Regions from separate parts of the Homo sapiens genome. Here all the other regions are linked to region 1. Evidence: chromatin contacts called from ENCODE Hi-C or POLR2A ChIA-PET data. All regions are on one chromosome and are shown on one strand. Each heading gives the region's core, a stretch centred on a gene start or an enhancer-like site at or near the end of the contact. The rest is flanking DNA. Distances are from core to core; before and after follow the strand shown. Region 1 overlaps RBMS3 (RNA binding motif single stranded interacting protein 3). Region 2 has its middle 290 kb from the start of LINC00693. Region 3 has its middle 220 kb from the start of RBMS3-AS3.

The links. A loop is a pair of places that touch in the nucleus more often than their neighbours do. ChIA-PET counts read pairs that join two places held with the same protein, here RNA polymerase II (POLR2A). Pooled maps may share reads with other maps.
Region 2: a map of IMR-90 shows a loop between it and region 1 (2.5-fold over the local background). The contact joins two enhancer-like sites. A Hi-C loop is called at or near these places in 6 of 168 maps with a recorded cell type or tissue (A673, Calu3, IMR-90 and 3 more) and 6 of 50 pooled maps. POLR2A ChIA-PET finds 5 or more read pairs at or near these places in 3 of 52 experiments (BJ, MCF 10A and PC-9).
Region 3: a loop to region 1 is called in a map of mammary epithelial cell, with 6 times the contacts of the local background. The contact joins two enhancer-like sites. A Hi-C loop is called at or near these places in 8 of 168 maps with a recorded cell type or tissue (Calu3, MCF 10A, PC-3 and 5 more) and 6 of 50 pooled maps. POLR2A ChIA-PET finds 5 or more read pairs at or near these places in 1 of 52 experiments (MCF 10A).

What each region holds. Positions count from the first base shown.
Region 1 is chr3:29,757,391-29,761,287 of GRCh38, reverse strand. The region is part of intron 5 of RBMS3 (RNA binding motif single stranded interacting protein 3); the gene reads right to left. Among named protein-coding and RNA genes, the nearest start is that of RBMS3-AS2, 120 kb to the right of the region's middle. Within about 2 kb of position 1,732, at least 12 of the 41 ENCODE cell types and tissues checked have a DNase peak (open chromatin) inside an H3K27ac peak, as active enhancers do; they include ascending aorta, endothelial cell of umbilical vein and mammary epithelial cell, where a contact is called at or near this core.
Region 2 is chr3:28,858,789-28,862,685 of GRCh38, reverse strand. No RefSeq gene overlaps it. Among named protein-coding and RNA genes, the nearest start is that of LINC00693, 290 kb to the right of the region's middle. Within about 2 kb of position 2,210, at least 5 of the 41 ENCODE cell types and tissues checked have a DNase peak (open chromatin) inside an H3K27ac peak, as active enhancers do.
Region 3 is chr3:29,063,872-29,067,768 of GRCh38, reverse strand. No RefSeq gene overlaps it. Among named protein-coding and RNA genes, the nearest start is that of RBMS3-AS3, 220 kb to the left of the region's middle. Within about 2 kb of position 2,233, at least 7 of the 41 ENCODE cell types and tissues checked have a DNase peak (open chromatin) inside an H3K27ac peak, as active enhancers do; they include ascending aorta, endothelial cell of umbilical vein and mammary epithelial cell, where a contact is called at or near this core.

The sequences.
Region 1 (3,897 bases), core at 483-2,982:
CAGATGTACATTCTTATGAAGCATGTGATGAGAGTGCATCTTTCTGTATCGATGGATATGACAAATCTCTACCGCCAAGCAGGGCTAAATTTACAGGAATGAGGCCTATGTCTTCACACACAGCCCCACACTTAGAACAACCCTGCACTTGGTTTAAAGTTCTGCTGTTGCCACCTTGAACTTCTTAACAGTGTTTTAACAAAGGGATCTACATTGTCATATTTCACCCTAATTTAAGTAGCTGATCCTGCTATGACAAGAGAGTGTAGGAAACTAACTTAACATTAACGCTCAGTATGTATATCATCAGGTGACCCAATGGATCCACATAAGTATTATTTTGAAAAAAAAAGTCTTCAGAATGAATCAATTTGATGTCCAAATAAAAAGAAAACTCTTTATGCAATTTTAATAGATAAAAATAAAAACAAAAACAGCATTTTGTTTACTACTCACTCACAAGTTCCCCTATATCAGAAGATGTTTGGATAAGAAAGGCAAGCGGAATCTTTCCTCATTCTAAATATTTAGGAACAGCTAAGTACAATTTTCCTAACTCTTTCAAGTTTCCTTTCCAGTGGAACCTTTTACTGTAAGTCTTTCAATTTTTTTATCTTTTTTTTTTTTTAAGTAGAAAATTTCCATTTCCAGGAAGAAAAGAATTCTAACTCTGTTCTTTCTCTCTTCCCACAGGATCCACTATTGTCTCTTTGGGAAAATAACCTTCTCTCCTAGCAGAGACATGAATGGGAGAGGAAATGTAAGCCCTTAATTACTACAGATGTTACTTTATGGAATTTTTATTCCAGGAGAGCTACAAAATGCAAAGTTTATGCCTCAGAGCCCCCTCCCTGTTCAATCTCTCTCTGGGTACTCATCTGGATAAAAGGCAGTTAAGAATCTAAAGCTTGCTTGCAAGAGTCCTACAAATCAAATCCTTTGTCTTAAAATGGCATGGAATTATAAATGAAGACTAATACTAGGGGTGTGTGTGTGTGTGTAGGGGTGTGTGTGTGTATGTGTGTGTGTGTGTGTTTATTCTACATAATACATTTTAGGGAATAGAGAGGAAGCTAAAAAAGAAAATCAAGTGGCTAACCCACTCCACCCACTTAAAATATTTTTGTTCTGTTTGAAAGCCTCAAGTCCTCCCTTCTGCATTCTAAGTGTGATCATCTTTTCTTAACACTGTTTTACAGCCATATCAAGCTGGATGGGGGCTGTTTCTATGAACACAAAGACAGCAGAGTAGATTGTTCACTTTGGGTTCATTCAGATTTAACTAAGTGAATGTCTGCTGTGAGCCTTTAGAGACTCCCGTCTCTGAAAGAATAAATGCAATAAAAGTCTGTTTTCTGTAGCTGCCGGCGCTTAGTGTCAAACCATGTTACGCTGCACCACCCAGCAGTGACAATTCCATTTTAATACACGGGGCACATTTTAACAAGGCAAAGCAGTCCCAGCAAAGATGGCAATATAGGAGCTGCCAAGGGGAAAAGGCTCAGTGTTCCTCATGCATTTTACGTGGAAGCAGAACAAAAGTGAGACTGAGACCCAGAAAGCTCTGGGGGGGGAGGAAAGAGACTATATTTGAATAGCCATCTTAGGAAGAATGTGCCCATTTTCTTCTCAAGTTTCACAATTAACCTCTCTGAAATGCCAGCTCAAGCTGTCTGGAATCTGGCACACGCTTCAGTTGAAACTGACACTAGCATTATCAAGTGAGTCTGAAAAGACAGCACACCAGACACAGCTGCCTTTATATGTCCCTTTCAGATGGGCCACTGAATCACTACAACTGCATCTATTCTTCCTAGGCGGTACCTGAAACCCCTTGCGTCCCTCAGAACAGCTTGAGTGCCAGGCCAACCATTCACCTGACAATACATTAATTAGGATCTTACAAGGCTCTAATCATTGTATAAAGCTTCAGGGTTTTCTGTTAGGTCTGATGTTTAAATATAAATACACATTAAAGGTCCTGTTTGACATTCTTTCTTGTCTCAGTACCTAGGACACTGGCTTCAGTTATTTGAAACACACCACAGAATTGTGCTTCTTCTTCCTTTTTTTTTTCAAACAGCTACTAAGAGGAGCTAGTTTAACAGCCGATACAATTCCCACAGGCAAATTACGTCAGATGAGAGGCTGATCCAATATTAGTAGAATGTTCTGGGTCAGACTTAACATGCAGAGGTAGAAACGTACTTTGCAAAACCATTTGCAGCCTACCTCTGTCACCTCCATAGAGAATCACACAGTTTATGGTCTTAAAGCAGTAAGCATTATTAACCATGTATTTAAAACAAACCCATCCTGTCATTTATTATGGTTAATTAGAGGTTTCCAGTATTGTGAAATGTTTGTGGTTTTGCAATCACAGGCTCTGTACAAATTATTGGCAACTTAGAGTATCTAACGTTGTAAGCCAGTCATCCTCATTTCTGGTAAGATTTACGTATGCACAGGGTCAACATTAAACTATTTTTTAAAGTACTAAACTCTGCACTGCTTCTGACATTTCAAAAACAAATTATGTCATTTCCTTCTTAATCCATTGTAACGGAAGGAATAAAATAGTGAGTTCCAGAAACAAAGATGAATGAATGCGATGAATTTTCTTCTCAGTTTTTGCAATTTGTTTTCTTCCTGCCAGGCACCTGACATTCTTAGGATACAAGTGTCTTAAGTACCAAACAGTGAAGCAGAGAGGCCTCCCTTACATGCCCTTTTGTAGAAACCAGAAATTTTGAGGGTATCTTGCTCAGCATTACAACACATTCCTCTTAGGAAATGAAACTGTGGATGACAATATTTGACTAATGAAAACACATTCCAGAGTTTGAGAGTCACATAATTTCAAGACTCAGATATCAACTTCTATATTGTACAGATGAAGAAAGTAACACTAGAAGACTGTGATTGGCTTCCCTAAAAACTAGTTAGTGGATGAGCCTGGAATAGAACTGTTGTCTCATGACTTTGAATTGAGACTATTTATTTGCAAGAGATGCAGCTCCATTGCTGGCCTCATGTCATCCCTCCTGATTTTCTCTACTGACTGATGTACTTCAATCTGTTCAAGAGTAGGATGGGTCCTGCTAGCTCCACTCTACCCAGCCACTATTACTTCAAGAAGTTGTTTTCAAAAATGGAATATAACCTGATATGAGATGTCAAGGGTGTTTCACCTCTGTGGTATTCTCTCCCAAAACCCATGAAAACTAGGGGTCTTATCATGAGAAAAACAGCTGACAAACTCAGATCTAGAGACATTCAGAATACCTGGCCAGTACTACTCCAACAAACAAAGTCTAAGAAATTATCGCAGATCAGAGCAGGCTGATGAGACAGGACAGCTAAACACAATATAGTAACTGGATTGGATCCTGGAACAGAAAGAAAATGTTAATAAAAAAGTTGGCAAAATCCAAATAGAGTCTGGAGTTTAGTTAATAGTAATATACCAATGTCAGTTTCTTAATTTTGACAAATGTGCCATGGTAATTTAAGGTGTTGTTAATGGGGGAAACTGGGTGTGCAATATATAGAAAATCTATATTATCATTATGGCTTCTATGTGAAGGTAAACTTATTGCAAAATAAGAAGCTTTTAAAATCACTGTACATTAAAATTATCAGAAAACTACTTTTAAAAATACCAATCTCTGGGGCCCAGCCCAGGAGATTCTGACTTAATTGTTTTGGCATGAGGCCCAGGCACAAAGATTTCAAAGCTACCCAGGTGATTTCAGTGTGCAGCCAGGGTTGAAAACTCCTGTTCCGAAGTTCTGTGTCAGGTATGAGAGACTAGAAACCATGGGCCAAACCCAGTCTACAGGTATGTTTTATTTGGACTGCAAAGAGATTTTGGAAATTTTGAAATGGTTGTCAACA
Region 2 (3,897 bases), core at 961-3,460, 900 kb after region 1:
TAGCAAAGACTCTCTAAGTCTCCCTAAATCATAAGATTTTGGAATTCACTATCAGACTAATTTTTGAGGCATTATGTTTTGAGAACATATCTCATCATTGTTTAAAGCCACAATATGGATTTTTGAAATTGTAACTATAAATTTTACCTTCACTATCAGAAAAACAAAGCTTTGGCTTTTTTTAAAATCAAAATAAAATTACAGTAATCAAAGTCAAGATACAAGTGCTGACATTCAAAACATATTTTAAAGAAAAGTGAGATGTGTGGCCTGCAGCATATGATCCAAGTTATCAAGTAATCTTGAAATGGGAAGGGCAAAAGATGGGCACTTGTGGATTTGATTGCAATCATAACTCAATATGAAATGCACTTCCGTCTCTCCTAAGAAGTGTCACAATACTTCCATGCCCACACGTAACATTTTCCTAAAGGTCACACTGCATTTCAGCATTGACTCAAGTATTATCAACTTTATAATGGTAATTGCATCTACCATCATTCACATACTTCATGTCCTTTCTAGTGCTAAGTACAAATGTAAAAGGCAGTAGTTTAACAACAAAATAACTGACCAACATTAATTATAAGCTTAAGGACATAATGTTCAGAATTACGTGGTATCTCTCATGGATATGACTACTAAAAAAATCAATCTCATATCACAAATCATAATATCTGGTTGGGTTTCTTTGATGTGTTTTTGAAAAAAAAAAAAACTACCCATAATATGTGGTTTGGGTGTCAGCTTAGACAAAAATAAAATTAACTGACAAACTAGCTAAAAAATTGTTTATATCCTAATTTTACTCCTACTAGTGTTCTTAGCAGCCAGTGGTTAATCAAAGAGCAGTGCCCAGATCAGAATAATGAGGCATGCTGGTTGAAAATGCAAATTATCTGACCCCAGGAATTTACAAATCTCTGGGAGTAGGATCCAGCAATTTGCATTTTTAAGAGGCTCTTCAATTGATTCATACTAAATTTTAGGAGCAAAGAAAAATTCCAGAATAATCCCAACACATCCTTCTACAGCCACATGTATTCACTGAAGGACAAGGTCCCAGGGATATTATTGATAACAATTTTCTCTAAGCAGATAAATTGAACACTCAAACTCCAGAGAGGTATTTCAGGAAACTGTGGGAAATCGCTTGGGAAAAAAGAATCTGATTTTTAATCTACTGATATAGATTGAACCTTGAACCACAAGCCAATTAAATGGTTGAGCAAGGGCTTTAGTTTAGATACCCCAGCCCACTTCACCTCCCTGGGAAAACCCCTAATATCAAGAATGGCTGCTGCCCTTCTGATCTGTTTCCAACACATCCGTGCTTACCCCTTATCAAAATTCTTATCACACTGTCTTAGAATTGCCTTCTAAATGCAGCTCCCTCTTTAGAGTACACATTCACAAACCTATGGTAAGAGGTGGGAGTGACAGCTGGGGCTGGGTCTTATTTACTCCTGTAACCAGCCATGCCTGTGCCTGGAATTTAGTAAGTTCCCAGTGAACATCAAACTAATTAATTAACAGCTTCAGGTAAACAACCCTATTTACCTTTGGCATATATCAACAGGAGACAGCTTCAATAGGGACAGTGGTGATGGAAATGGCATTCTTGAAGGCAAGTATGCATTAAAAATGGTGAAGCTTGAGAGCCCCCCATAGCTTCTGTAATTTCTTAGCAAGTGTAGCACCATTGGCCTAGACTTCAAAATATCAGCATGGGGAGCTCTACAATATGGCTTCTTAGAAAATATCATTTGCTGAAGTTGCTAGGGTAAGAAATAATGAAAATGACAGTTACCACTTTAAAGTCGACAGTGTTGGTTAATGGGCACATGTTGTACTGCATGAGAAGTCTCAGGAATACTGTGGAATAACTTTGAAAGAACTAAATGATCTACAAAAGCTAGGAGGAACTAGAAATCGAAGAAATATTGAGATTAAAATGTTTACACTACTTTGAATCTTCTCTTTCCCTTCTTCGGGCTGGTAAAGCTTGTGGAAATCCAAGTACTTTATATCATACAGGGAATACAGGAGTAAGAGAGTGTAGAACATTTTGGTGACAAAGCATGCAGAGAGTGCTATTAGGAAGATCTTTTTTAACAGGGTGTTCTGTTAAACAAAGGAAAAAGAGGAAGTGTTGCGCAAAGTCTGGAACACAGACCAAATTCAATGGCAATTTAGAGTTGAGGAACAATGCCAGCTGCTGCAGCGAGACTGCCAGCCAACCAGGCAGCCGCTGTACTCCATCCCACAACTGTCCTTTGCTTGGCCAGCTTCTCCCAAATCTAGTTGCCAATCACCATAAGATAAGGAACCTTGGGAACATGTATATTTTTCAGTAACTGGAGCTTTTCCTGGTATTACTACATTAAGCCTTGAGCATATTTGAAGAAAGAAAAATGAAAAACCAATAAATAGTGTTGAAAGGTGCCAACTGAACATCTGCATTTAACATCTTAGCATAAAAAGTAATTGACAAATATGATCCAGGATCCAACATGGTTTGCTCAGGCAAACTGAACTCTGGATGGCATAAGTTTTGGGATTTTAATTTCAGCTGGAAAAACATATTTCCAACTCCAATGAAGTGAATCATGCAAGAAACAACACCAAAAGAGCAAATGACCTAGACAGCAGTGACATTTTTAATAAGCAAGATATGGATAGCTGACTTAAAAATTATTCTTCCAGGGTAAGAGACTTTGTTAACTATAAGTAGTAAGACTCTACCCATGTTCACCTAAATAATAAGTAGCTACACAAGCCACAAGTACTCATACTAGGCAAACTAAGAAAAAGGAAACTGATAAGGAAAAAGAAGGTGGAGTGAAGTTCTGGACTTTCTTTATCAGCTTTGCTATTAAAAGAATGGCAAGATTTCCTCATTATAGCTGTGATATTCTGGAACAAATATTCCAATATGTGTTGCTATACCAATAAATCTTCAGCATTTATGGAGAGCCTATGCAGTTAGTGTCCAGGAGATATATAAGAAACAATCTTTACCCTCCCCATCCTTTATAAACACAATTATGAACTAATTTCTCTCATTTTAATAATAAATTATCTAGCTCAGTTATGAAACGCAAGAACTCTAGATTCATTTCACTAAGCCAAGGAGTTCCATCACATTCTTAACACTATGGAGACTCTTCCAACAATTGGGAAAGACATGCTACATAAAAGCTGACCTAAATCTTTCCAGTTTTAATAAAGCCCCAGATCATTAAAGCTATGACAAGCAGCTCACATATTCTTTATCTCTTTTTAATGCCAAGCATCCTTTGGCATTTTTCTCATGATTACATCAATCCGTTTTATTTAACCTTTCTCAGTGAGCCCTAGTTTCCAGACTTTCAGCCATTTCACTGCCCTCCTCTGGACTGCCTCCGAAATCTCCACGTTCCTCCTTCCGAAATCTGCAACTGGACAAGTTACTCATTGTGCCTCATTCCAATACAAAATGCAAAATAAAATAAATCTAAGCTAGCCTCAGCACAAATATAAAAGGGAGAAAATCTCAATACAATTAACCAGTAAAGATTGATTTGGTAACTATGTTCAGTAGATTTTGCCTCTTGGTTTTACTTATTTTCCAGTGAGAGAGGAGAAATAAATGAGTCTTATTTAAGGAGACCTAACCAAGCCTTTGTGCTTTGCTTATAAAAAGCAGATGTGGAATAACAGAGACTCCATCTTCCTCTAGGAGTTAAAATATGGCACATATTTACTGAAATCCAAATGTTCCTTGCCGAGTTTTTATTTGCTTGTTCTTTGAACCCCACTTCACTTTAACTTTACAACAATTTTGTTCCATATCTAGTATCTGCAAGGTACTCTGTTAGCAACAGGGGTTACAAGGATGCTGGGGTTCTCCTCTGA
Region 3 (3,897 bases), core at 984-3,483, 690 kb after region 1:
ATATCCTGATACTCATGATGTTCATTTCTCTCCAAGAGAAGACCTTTTGTAGGTTGTACCAAATCCATACATTACTCTACCTATAAGAAGTAACTAACCTCAACATTGCAACAAATCACAGGGAAGGCTAAACCATATATGTCCAAAAAGCAGAACTGACTTTTATCTGGACATAAATAGAATGAGAAGACATTTCCAGGTAATAAAAATATAGTAAATATGATTGTGTTTCTCATATCAGGGAGTTTCAGGGTTTTTTGTTGTTGTTGTTTTTGAGATGGGGTCTCGCTCTGTTGCCCAGGCTGGAGTGCAGTGGCGTGATCTCGGCTCACTGCAACCTCTACCTCCCAGGTTCAAGCAATTCTCATTCCTCAGCCTCCGGAGTAGCTGGGATTATAGGCGTGAGCCACTGCACCTGGCCGACTTTTGGTTATTGTTAAAATTAATTTCCAATCTATCACAGACCCAACATACTATCTCACTATGTGAGTTTATATGATCACACCAGTTCGTAGCTAGAGATCATGATGACTAGTTCATAGCTAGTGACTCTATGACTCACCACATGAATTTGACAACACCTCAAGCTGTTTGATGAGACATGCTTAGATGCTGTGACATTACAAAATTGTTATTAAAATTTCTAAAAGCTTATTTTTAATTTCTATACCTATTTTGTTACAGACCAGTAATCAAATGGTTGTAGTCATTCACCAGTTTAGGAAATCATACTTTGAGTAGCACTGCTGAACATAACCAAACTTCCTTGGCTTGTGTTTAAAGTAAACTTTTCATTTGGGTAACCAGAAACTCAGGATTTTCCATAACTGGTTAACATAACTGATATAAACACTGTGTTGAATATTATGGGGTAACAACAACATAAACAGCCTGAATAGTATTAGCAAAACTTTGGAGATGAAATGAGCAATCTGTATGCTGAAGATCATAAATATTTCCCTTAGCCATAATTATGAAGCATTTTACTAATTCCTAATGGGAAAGAATTAATAGTTAAGGTAAAAAACAGCTTGTATATGATGTATAGTTCATTGCATAGAAAACACTCTTAGAGACAGAGTAAACTACACATAGTTCTTACTCCCTAGCCTAGGCCTGGTCTTCTTAGGTATTCTTTTGTGGTCTTAAAAAACAATTGCTATAGAGATACTAAATACATTGTATAGATAATCCTGGACAGTGGACTCTAGATTGACAGTTGTCATCAGAGTTCTGGTACCCAGTTTGAGGAGACAGAGCAAAAACAACTTAGAAAGTTGCCTTAGCATAGTTTATTCCTATTTAAGCTCTCTACACCTTATAATCTTTATTTTTAAATTGGTATGTACATACACACATACATACATACATATATAACATCTATGTATGTATACTAGGGTTTCCCAACCTTCGTATTATTGACATTTCAGGCCAGTAATCCTTTGCTATGGGAGCTATTCTATTGATTGTAGGATATTTAAAAGCTCCCCCAGGACTCTAACCACTGGATACCAGTATCATGGCCCCAGTTGTGACAACCAATATCCACTGAGATATTGCCAAGTGTCCTATGGAAGATTGCTACCATTTGAAAATTACTGTTATATATAATATATATTATATATGTTAATATACTATGAATTTTAATAATTTTATTGATTTCTTGGAAAAACATGCATAAATCCATTAAGATTAGAAAGCAGACACTTTTTTTAAGAAAGCAGAATGGATCAAGATATTTAGTCTCACTTTTTCAATATTTTATATTTTATACAAGTATTTTAAAGGTACATACATCACATCCTGATGTGATGTACATACAACACACAATATTAGGCAAAGGTCTCTGTCAAGCAAATTTCCAAATATCACTAAAAAATAAATGCTAGATATAAAATGTTTATTCAATGTAGATGGGAAGGGAAAAATAATGTCAAGACATGTGGGTTGCATATCTACATTCTAATATATGGAAAGACTAGTCAGAAGACATTTTTAAACTTTCCTCCCAGGACTAGAGGCACTGCACCTTTAAATGGAGCTAGCTGCAGTAACCTGCAGAACTCTCATGGAATGTGGAGTGTTCCGGGATTCTGTCTAGTCAGGCCTCTGGCAGGGCTGTGGCAGCTTTGTTTGTGGGCAGGCAGCCTCCTCACATTTCTGTTACTTTATCCTTAAGGAAGTTGCCATGGAGACTGGCATGGAGATGGCAGTTGGCCAGGCAAAGAGTTTTAAGTTGAAAAAAACAACACATTCACACACACTCAAGCTCTTACTCACACATACTCCCAAAATAAACACATCCTTGTGTGTACATAATCAACTTTAAAAAAATACACTTAGCGTCATTGCCTATTTGGGTAAATGGTTAAACCTTTGTTTCTTTTCTAACTTGACCCAAAAAACACCATCAGAAAAAGAGCAGTTAATGAAGTAGGAAAATAGCACCTATTAAAAGTAATCCATCACAGCTCATGAACACCCAGCTAGTAGGCATCTGATTGCAAAATCTGTTTTCTTGGCAAAGGAGTCATGAGAAGGAAAACTAAAGTGATACAGTAAATGAAGAATTTCTTCATTTGGTGAAAACAAATGTGATTTGGTCAACTTAAATATTATCAAAAGTGGTCCAACATTTTATTTTATTTTCATAAACAAAATGTAAAAATAACACAGAGCTTTGAAGATTTGTTTTTTAATTTTGGGAGGGCAGCAGAATTGAAATCTTCTTTAGCATTCTGAAAAGCCTCAGATTTTATCCAATCTTTGTATATGGAGTACTTTCCACAGCAGCCTTCAAACTCAAGGTATTTGGTCAAAAACAATGATAAAATTCTGAAGTACATCTAGGTTGGTTAGAGAGAAATTCATGAAAGTCATAAATCCTTGAGAATTATCCCAAAACAGCATCAGAGATTTGAATGCTACTAGTGCATAAATTGCTTAGTGTTTACTTAGAAAACAAATCTCCATATGCAGTATGCACTTCATAAAACTAAAGCTTTCAATGTACTTTTATTTCAGCATGGACAATATGCAAGAAAGTATTGCTGTAATTCAGATTATTAGATTATGAACTGTACAAACAAGCATCAAACAGTAAAAGAAAATGGAAGGAAACGTTTTCAAAATGAAATGTTTCTTTCTGTTATGAAAGTAGTGTTGACAATCCAAAGATTTGTGTTTCCATATGTAACCAACTGAATAACACAACACTGACTATTGTGAATTTTATGTTTTTTTCCCCTCTCTCTTCAAAGGACAAACTGCCTTGGAGGTATTGTTGAGTGGGCTTCTGTGTGATAAGCCAACCCAAAACAGTTCACTTAAGGATTAAGTTGAAGCTTTGTTTTCAAGGTTTAGGGAACACTGCACAGCCTCACTTTATAATTACCACATGTATGACAAACCCTAGTGTTTTATAGTCCTTCTGATGACCAGCTGTGCATGGATTTTACATGGTCCTTTTGTCAGTATATAAATACAACCTGCTGAGGTTATGAGGAAACCACACAGTTATTAGTGTTGGTATGCACCATGAAAATGCTATTCAAATCAGCTTGTGGTTGACGTATTAGTTACTACATCAGAACCACTGATCTCTATTTTATTACTTCCCTGATGAATGACATAACACAACAAAAAAGTAGGAGTCTGCCTAGACAGATGTAATTTATCCAAACCGTCTGTTTCTATAACCCACAGAAGCAGATACTAAGTATTTTCCCCACATATATGACCATGGAAAATGATTGCAATAACATGAAATGTTACCACAGTGTTAATGACAATCCACTATACTGAGAGAAAAATCGATTAAAATCAGTTTTATTTTTCTTTTAAGGTGAAAGGCATACATTGCAATAAAGAGGTGTTGGGCTTTTATAGAGCACAGAG